Linked DNA regions of Homo sapiens: region 2 is linked to region 1. A link is a contact called in ENCODE Hi-C or POLR2A ChIA-PET data. All regions are on one chromosome and are shown on one strand. Each heading gives the region's core, a stretch centred on a gene start or an enhancer-like site at or near the end of the contact. The rest is flanking DNA. Distances are from core to core; before and after follow the strand shown.

The links. A loop is a pair of places that touch in the nucleus more often than their neighbours do. ChIA-PET counts read pairs that join two places held with the same protein, here RNA polymerase II (POLR2A). Pooled maps may share reads with other maps.
Region 2: a map of MCF 10A shows a loop between it and region 1 (7-fold over the local background). The contact joins the enhancer-like site here to the promoter of IMP3 in region 1. A Hi-C loop is called at or near these places in 9 of 168 maps with a recorded cell type or tissue (CD8-positive, alpha-beta T cell, MCF 10A, Right ventricle myocardium superior and 6 more), 3 of 37 single-sample maps with no recorded cell type and 18 of 50 pooled maps. POLR2A ChIA-PET finds 5 or more read pairs at or near these places in 14 of 52 experiments (A549, CD4-positive, alpha-beta T cell, Caco-2 and 10 more).

The regions. Positions count from the first base shown.
Region 1 is chr15:75,638,299-75,642,501 of GRCh38, forward strand. IMP3 (IMP U3 small nucleolar ribonucleoprotein 3) reads right to left here and starts at 1,926. Exons shown (of 1, transcript NM_018285.4): 1 at 795-1,926. The coding sequence starts at 1,870. The coding sequence ends at 1,316. RefSeq lists an enhancer at 1,571-1,630 and a silencer at 1,921-2,080.
Region 2 is chr15:75,730,094-75,734,438 of GRCh38, forward strand. It overlaps the pseudogene DNM1P35. Among named protein-coding and RNA genes, the nearest start is that of CIMAP1C, 8.2 kb to the left of the region's middle. RefSeq lists an enhancer at 1,238-2,169. Within about 2 kb of position 2,863, at least 7 of the 41 ENCODE cell types and tissues checked have a DNase peak (open chromatin) inside an H3K27ac peak, as active enhancers do.

The sequences.
Region 1 (4,203 bases), core at 676-3,175:
AGGCTGCAGTGAGCTGTGACAGCTCCACTGCACTCCAGCTTGGGCCTTGTGTGAAAAAAAAAACAAAAAGAAAAAAGAATAAAGAAATCTTGAGTAAAACTTGGTAGTCTCCCTTCTTATTCTCTATCACTGCTATCATCTAAATTTCCAGGAACCTCCTGGGCCACTTCTAACCGCTAGATGGCCAAGCTACAGAGTGATTATTTCCTTAGGCAAGCAAACATCCCAGCCCTCTAATACGGTATTTCCTGGGGCTGGAATATCAACAGGAAGTTATGTGAGGAAGAGCTCTGCCAAAACACTCATTCCAAGGAAGGGACTGGTAAAGTGACAAATTTGCCCAATCCTGTACAACATCCTGCATCCTCCACATGTGGCCCTGTTGCACATCTAATCCACAGGCAGGTCACTCGCTGCTGACTCTATTCTTCTCTGGGCTCCTGGGACGTATAAATATGACTCTATGTAAGAAAACCAGAGGCTGGGCGCAGTTTGCTCATGCCTGTAATCCCAGCACTTTGGGAGGCCGAGGCGGGCGGATCACGAGTTCAGGAGTTCCAGACCAGCCTGGCCAACATGGTGAAACCCTGACTCTACTAAAACCACAAAAATTAGCCGGGCGCGGTGGCGGGCGCCTATACTCCTAGCTACTCGGGAGGCTGAGGCAGGAAAATTGCTTGAACCCGGGAGGCGGAGGTTGCAGTGAGCCGAGATCGCGCCACTGCACTCCAGCCTGGGTGACAGAGCAAGACTCCGTCTCTAGAGAAAAAAAGAAAACCAGACAGATTAAAAAGTTGCACTTACAAAGCAGTTGGGGCATTTATTGACATTTAAACAAGGGAGGAGATCCTGAACACTAGTCTCGCTCAGTTTATAAAAACTTGAGGCCAAACTCTCCATCATCTGTACACAGCTTAACCACGGCCAGGAGCAAGAATTCGAGTTAAACGAATTGAACCAGTCCAACCACAAGACGATAAAGGGAAACAGGGCGTGGGGATTTCCAGTTTTTCCTTTTACATTACAAAGTTTCCAACACAAGAAGCCAACAATACCCCAGTGCTGCACCAAGTTACTTCCCACTGTTTCCCAAGGCACAGTCAATTAATAATCAGTAGTCCAAGTTCTAAGAACATTCCCTGGAAAACAAGGACGCACCTCCCGTGGCTCTATGCATGGCCTGCCACTGATGAATCAAATTCTTAAGAACCTACGACCGTCTGATACCCTTGAGGAGAGCACCCTCATAGAATCTCCAGCATCAGGCCTCAGTTTTCCCATCTGTAAAAGACAGCCATGCAAAGTGGGAGATCCGCTAGGCTTCCAGATCGAAGTCATCGCGCTCCTCATTGTACTCTAGCACGTGCCGCTTGATCTTGGACGAGTCCACCCAAGTGACAAAGTCCTCCATGCTGCGCGTGACAAGGAAGGCGGGGTCGGTAACCACGTCAGGGCCCACGCGTACGTGCCCTTGCTCCACAAAGGCCACGGCAGCCTGAAGGTGCTGCGCCATGCGCAGCTTGAGGAGCACGGTGGGGAGGCGGCGGCGGCAGAAGGACGAGGCCGTGACGAAGTCGCAGAGCTCCAGCGAACCGCGCGTGGGCACCAAGCCGAGAGCATACAGCTTGTCCAGCAGCGCGGCCGAAGCGCGCACGCGGAACTGGTCGCGTTCGGGCAGGTCGCGCAGGCGCCGCGCCAGCTCACGCACGGCACGGCTCAGCTGGTTGTAGCGCGTGTAGTCCTCCCGCCGCTGCAGCCGGTAACGCCGCAGCACGCGCAGCTCGTGCAGGTTGTGGTCGGTGACCTCCCAGTTCAGGAAGTCCACCTGCTTCAGCAGCTTCTGCTCGTGGAACTTAAGCTTCCGCACCATGATGGCGGCAGCCGCAGCCGCAGGACCCGAAGCTGAGAGCGCGTTCTGGCATCCGCGCGATTTCCGCCGCGGCGCCCCAAGACCTGGACGGCCTGGGACCCTGGGCCAATGAAAGAAAGACTTAAAGTCACGCCCTCACTTCCCATTGGCCAGGGTGGGACCACGCCTCTGCACTGGGATCTCGCGTTTCTTCTTTTCTTCGCGTTTGCGAGGGAGGGGGTAGAAGCACCGGAGGTGGGTGGTTGGGAGCGGGTCCCTAGGCGGTTCCGCGCGGTTTTTAGTAGCCAAGACTGTATCCCTTTCTGCGGCAATCATTTCCTCCTAGACTTCTGTCCTTTGGGGACTTTCAGAGTCTCCCCCGCAAGAGCTGAAGAGGCCATTTCTGGGGAAGAGGGGTGACTGCGGCTTGTTGATTGGGTTTACTGTGCTAACTTGCACTGGGCTCCTGCCATGCCTTGGGGGAGCTTGCCGGAGCCGGCTCTCCTGGGGCTGACCTGGTAGTCCCCGCCGCCCGCCAGCGTCAGGTCCTTCACCTGGCATGCAGAGCGATCTCTCATTGTCAAGTTGGGATAGGTGGCACCGAACCCATGAAATACTGATTGGCTGCTTCCTAGGCCCACAGAAAAGGGATCTATAAGGGAGTCGCCTGGAAATCTGTATTATTAACTAAAGTGTCAGATGATTCATAAAACCCAGCAAGTTTGAGAAACTTGGACTATAACTACAAGTCCAAACCCTTTAGTCTGTGCTCAAATGAATTATCCTGACATGAATTTCTGGCCACCAAGCATTGAGTTAACAAATTTAATGCTGTTTCCGCTAGTTGCATCTGTAAGTTACATCTGAGTATAGCGCTGCAGACCTAACCCCTTTTTGCCCGGGCATTTGACGCCACCTAGCTTCTCACTGATCATTTTTGTTTTGTATGCTTTTCATTGTCTTTTACAATACAATATTTGAGGGTTGGGCGCGGTGGCACATGCCTGTAATCCCAGCACTTTGGGAGGCTGAGGTGGGAGGATCATTTGAGGCCAGGAGTTCAAGACCAACCTAGGCAAAAAAAAAAAGAAAAAAGAAGCGAGATCCCACCTCTGTAAAAAATCTTAAAGAATTAGCCAAGCATGGTGGTGCGCACCTGTAGTCCTGACTACCTGGGAGGCTGAGGGGGAAGGATCATTTGAGCCCAGGACTTGTAGGCTGCATTGAGCTACAATGGTGCCACCGCACCCCAGCTTGCACAACAGAGCCAGACCCTGTCTCAAAAAGATATATATATATATATAAAATATTCGATATCTGGAAAATAATATAATATGTAAATTATAAAGTATAATAAATACTCATAAACTTAGCCAGTTTAAGAAAACATCACCAGGCTAGGCATGGTGGCTCATGCCTGTAATCCCAACACTGGGAGGCCAAGGTGGGAGGATCACTGGAAGCCAGGAGTTCAAGACCAGCCTGGGCAACATAGTAAGACTCAGTCCCTATGGACAAAAAAAAAAAAAAAAAATTAGCCAGGCATGGTGGCAGCACCTATAGTCCCAGCTACTGGTGAGGGTTTCGGGGTAAGAGGGGGGAGGATCCCTTGAAGCCGGAAGTTCAAGGATGCAGTGAGCCATGATCACACTACTGCACTCCAGCTTGGGCAACAGAACAACATCCTGTCTCTAAAACAAACAGAAAGCTAATACAGATTGTTTGCTTTTTTAATCTAATTGATTTTTTCTTTTTTTTTTTTTGGAGATCGAGTCTTGCTCTCTCGCCCAGGCTGGAGTGCAGTGGTGTGATCTTGGCTCACTGCAACCTCCGCCTCCTGGGTTCAAGCTATTCTCCTGCCTCAGCCTCCTGAGTAGCTGGGACTGCAGGCACCTGCCACCACACCTGGCTAATTTTTTGTATTTTTAGTAGAGACGAGGTTTCACCGTGTTAGCCAGGATGGTCTCCATCTCCTGACCTTGTGATCCACCCACTTTGGCCTCCCAAAGTGCTGGGATTACAGGCATGAGCCACTGCACCCAGCCCCAGAGTAGGTCTTATTGAGAAGGTGATATTTTATAGGGGTTAAGCCATGTGTGGATATCTAGGGGGAGAACATTTCAGGAAGAGGAAACAGTGGAAATGCCTTAAGGCAGGAATGTGCCTGGCATGTCAGAAGAGTAAGAAAGCTATCTTGGCTGGAGCAGAGTGGGCAAGGAGGAGAGGAAGAGGTTAAAGAGCTTGTAGTCCCTTGAAAAGACTTTGGCTTTTATGTTGAGAGGCATATACTTCGGGGTTTTGAGCAAAGGATTGACACTTATGTTTTTTGTTTGTTTTTGTTTTTGAGATAGGGT
Region 2 (4,345 bases), core at 1,613-4,112, 93 kb after region 1:
AAGGTCTAGGTTCTGTGTGTGACCAGGACCAGGGCTCATCTAGGGTGAAGTGCTTTACTTCTATTAGGAGTAAGTATTATTTTTGCCTTTATGGCTCAGTCTAGGACAGACCTTCAGCCTGGCCCCAGCTGCCACCAGACAGAGGCAGGATTGGGAGCTGGCCCTGGAGCTAGGACTCACTCTTGGGGTAGGTTTATGGTCCCAAGAGAAGGGGAGAAGGAGGATGGAGGGTTCAGAAGGAATATTGGGGGGGGGTGAAGATGTTCAGATGAGAGGTGGCCCCGCAATCAAAGGGATGCCGACTCCAGGGAAGATGAATGGGGCCTCCCTTGTGCCTCGGCCTGCAAAATGACAGGGTCATTTAGCTTGGGATTGACCTTTGGATGAAGCAGTCCCATCACTTGACATTGCCTTTCCTGTGGTAGTGCCCCCAGAGAGGTGACTTGCAGAAGGTCAGGCACGGCCTCCCAGGTCTGGCCGACTGCTGCGTGGCCCCTTCTGAACAACTCAGGGGGTTCTCGCTTGACCTTGCAGGAAGCCCTGGTTTGATCCTTGTAGGACTTGAATCTGTATCTTCAGGTCACTAGACTCCGGAGCCTGGCACTTGATCACACACAAAGCCCCCATCCGTGCATTCATTCATTCAACAAACATTTGCTAAGCTCCTGCCCTGTGCCAGGCTCTGGCTGGGTCCGGGGGTACGAAGACTTGGTCTTCACCTGGAGCCCTGGCCTCCAGGAGGTCTGAGGCTGTGTCCGTGAGAGGGTGGGAATTCACCCTCTCCCACCACGAGCAGATGTTGGAGGGTGGATGAGGCTCGGTGCCTGGCAGGAGACCCACCTGAGGTTCCTCTCTTCTCTCTAGGGGGCAAGACAGGCCTGGCTCCATGTTGGGTTACCTCAGCCAGGGCTTGGTGGTGACATCACAGTCCCACGAGCCTCTTGGACACTGGCTGGGGTGGGGGCTGGTCTGTTGTTCCACTGTTGCTGGAGGGAACCCCAAGGCCAATCACCACTCAGGTTCCCAGGACCTGGGGGGATGGTGGCCCTGGGCCAGGAGCAGAAGAGGGGCCCTGCCTGCAGGGACACATGGACACACCATCTGGAGGCACACAGGTAGGGGCTGTGCACACACACGTCCCTTACCGCACACACGTGGGGCAAGACACACACACAAATGCACAGACCCACACCTTACTCTACACACACACACCTGGTACCACCACTGCCTTCAAACACCCTGCCCCATCCCTCTCTCCCAGGCATCTCATCTCATGCACAGATACGTGCCCACCCAGGCTCACTGGCGCCCCTCACTGCCCTGGAGTAGTAAATCCACAAACCATGAGATGTCCCGACATGCAGAGAGAGGTGGGATGGGTGATGGGAGGGAGGTCAGGAGAGTCCCTGCATTCCCCCAGGAGAGGGGACCGCTGGCTGCTCTCAGCCCGCCAGCCTGGGACCTGGCCTCTGGGCGCTGTGCACGTGGTCGTGAGAGGGCACCCCCATGAAGACAAGCCAGGTCCCCACTCCTGCTCCCAGCACTCACAGACACCCACTCTCGGGGCTGCTCAGGTACGGGAGGACTAAACAGGAGCTCCTGCCACCCGGCTCCTTTCGGGGTGTGGTGGGGGGCTGGTGGGAGGACACATCCCCCTGAGTCCGTGGCCCTGCTCACTGGTGGAGAGTTGCCCGCCCTCCCGTTCCTTCTGCTCCCTCTTCCTCTCCACGCCCACATCCTCCCAGCTGGCCTTTCTCTCCCCCAGATCCTCTCCCATGACCAGGTTTCCTCTCTCTCTCTCTCTCTCTCTCTCGCTCCCTGTGTCCCTGTGACCTACTTATGCTCTAGAATAATGATCGACATTTTCAATTACCCCCAAAGTAACAGCCGTTCTTGGGGCCTGGCGGAGGACGGCTGCATGGGCGTGGGCACGGGCGCTGGTTTGAGTGTGGGGCCTGCGGGTGGTGGGGGTGGGGACGCCCATGGTCCCACTGTCCTTTGTTTGCTTTTTCTCATCCGGAGCCTTCAATTTTTCCTGGAAGATTGGAAGCACGTTTCCCTTCAGGGGAGGAAGGGAGATAAAACAGAGAAATAAAAACTGTCATCATTCTCTTGTAAACAGCGTAGAGCCAAGTGGGGGCTCGGCAGGAGAGAGCGACATGAGGGAGAGGCCAGGACAGAGAAAGGGGGCCGAGAGGGATGGGGTGGGGAGGTGAGCAGGAGCCCCCCCTCAAGGCCGGGTGGGTGGGTGTCCTGCAGGAAAGACTGATGGGAGGGGAATGAGGCGAGGTGAGGCTGATCCAGGGCTGGGGCCAGGTTGGGGGGTTGCGGTTTGAGGAGACACAGTGTCTGCTGAGTGCCAGGCAGGCCCTGGGAGGCAGGCGCTATTCTCCGAATCCCACCCTGCGCCAGGCTCTGGGGGTGCTGAGGTGAGTGACAGACATGTCTTTGCACTCTTGGGGCATAAACTCTATTGGAAACAAAGCGGTGGCTTCATGTGTTCAGCACTTATATCAATTGAGGCTCAGAGAGGGTGGGTGACCTGCCCGATGACACACAGCTGGAGGTGAGGAGACCAGGATCCCAGCCAGGTCCGTGTGACCGCAGTCTCCTTTCACACCACCTCCGCTGTGGGCACACTTGGCTCTTGCGTGACCTTGAGCAAGTCCTCACCTCTTGGCCATCAGTTTCCCCATCTGAAAAGCAGCCAGCATGCTGGCTCTCTGCAGGGCTGAGGGGAGCATCAGATGTCTGGATGTGAAGGACGCTCAGCTCTGGCTCTCTGGCGAGTTGGCGGGGGGACGGAGGAGCAAAGACCACCGGATGCTGGGAGAGGGACTGGCCGGCAGGGAAAGGAGGCCGGACCGCAGATTTACTCCCTGCTGCTGCCCAGTGGCAATAATTGGGTACTGCAGAGGGTGGGTCTGGAGGACCTTCTTCAGCTTGCAACAAGGCCAGAGCAGAAAGGTGCCTCTAGGGAGTGTTGTCTAGTCCTCCCGGCCCCATTTTGCTGATGCCCAGAGAAAGGAGGGACTCCTCCTCAGGTCATCCAGGGCAGAAGCTTGGGCTAGGCTTTCAGGGTAGGGTGCTTCCCTCCATCCCTGTGGCAATCAAGAAGCCCCCAGTCAGCTTCAGAGCAAGAGAAACAGAGTTCTACATCCTCTGCTTGATGCCACCACCTCCAGGGAGACTTCCAGGGTCTCCTCCAGTAGGAAGTGGCCTCACTCCTGCCCTGCAGTCCCACACTCAAACTCTCCTTGCTCCTCCTGCCCCACCCAACCATGACTGTCCTCCTGCCCGCAGCAAATCAGGCAGCGGGGCCCCTTGAGACACGAGAGATGGTGGAGAACCATTGTTACCACTCAGGGAGCATGTGCCAGGGGCCCACTCTGTCCTGCGGCTCTACCTGCATCCTCTCACTTGAACCTCGTAAGAACCTTGGTAAGTTGGGGTTATTTTGATCCCCATTTTTCAGGTGAGGGAACGGGCACAGAGAGTTTATGACCTTTACACACAGAGTGGTGGGGCATGGACTCAAACCCAGGTCTGTCTGTTCTCTGGAGAGGCACCTGCATTTGGAGGTGAAAACTACCCCTGTGGCCATATGACAGTCCACTGTGACCGGACACTGAAATGACCAGTCCAGGGGGCTTGTGGGCTGGGGTCTCAGCTTCACCACTGTGCTGCTGGGTGACTTTGGGCAAGGCCCATTCCTCTCTGGACCCTGGTTTCTCATCTGTGTACTGTGTATGTGCATGCATGCATGTGTGTGTATATATGCGTGCGTGCGTGCGTGTGTGTGTTCTGGGCTACCTCAGAGATCCATTCTGGCTTTGAGTGTGGTATATCCCATCTTGGGCTGGTCCCAAGGCTTGGGCCCTGGGATGGAAAGGTTTTAAAGGTCATGGGGAGGGGGTGCAGATGGCAGTGTGGGAGGCAGAGCTCTGGCTAAGAGCTGGGCCCCTTGGGTGCACCTCCTGCTTGCGTGTCACTGTGTAGGGCTGGGGATCAAGGGGAGGCATGGACTGTGAGGGCACGAGGGATCCGGCTCTGGGACAGGTATGGGGTTGGCCCTAGGGCCTGGATGTGTCTCCCTCCACTGCCTGCCACAGAGGGAGTTTGTCTTACAGGAAACAGCCTCATCCATCAGCGGCAATGGGGGGCTGACAGTGGCCACTCCCCACCAGCCCTGGCTGGAGGCAGACTCATAAATCCCATGCCAGGCTGGGCTGTAAATTCCTGTGATTCACATCTGGCCTCTTGGAGGACAGAGACATTTGGGGCTGTGGGGCTGGCTGTTCTCTCTTGGACAGGACAGGTGGGTACCCGGGAGAAGCCTCTTCAC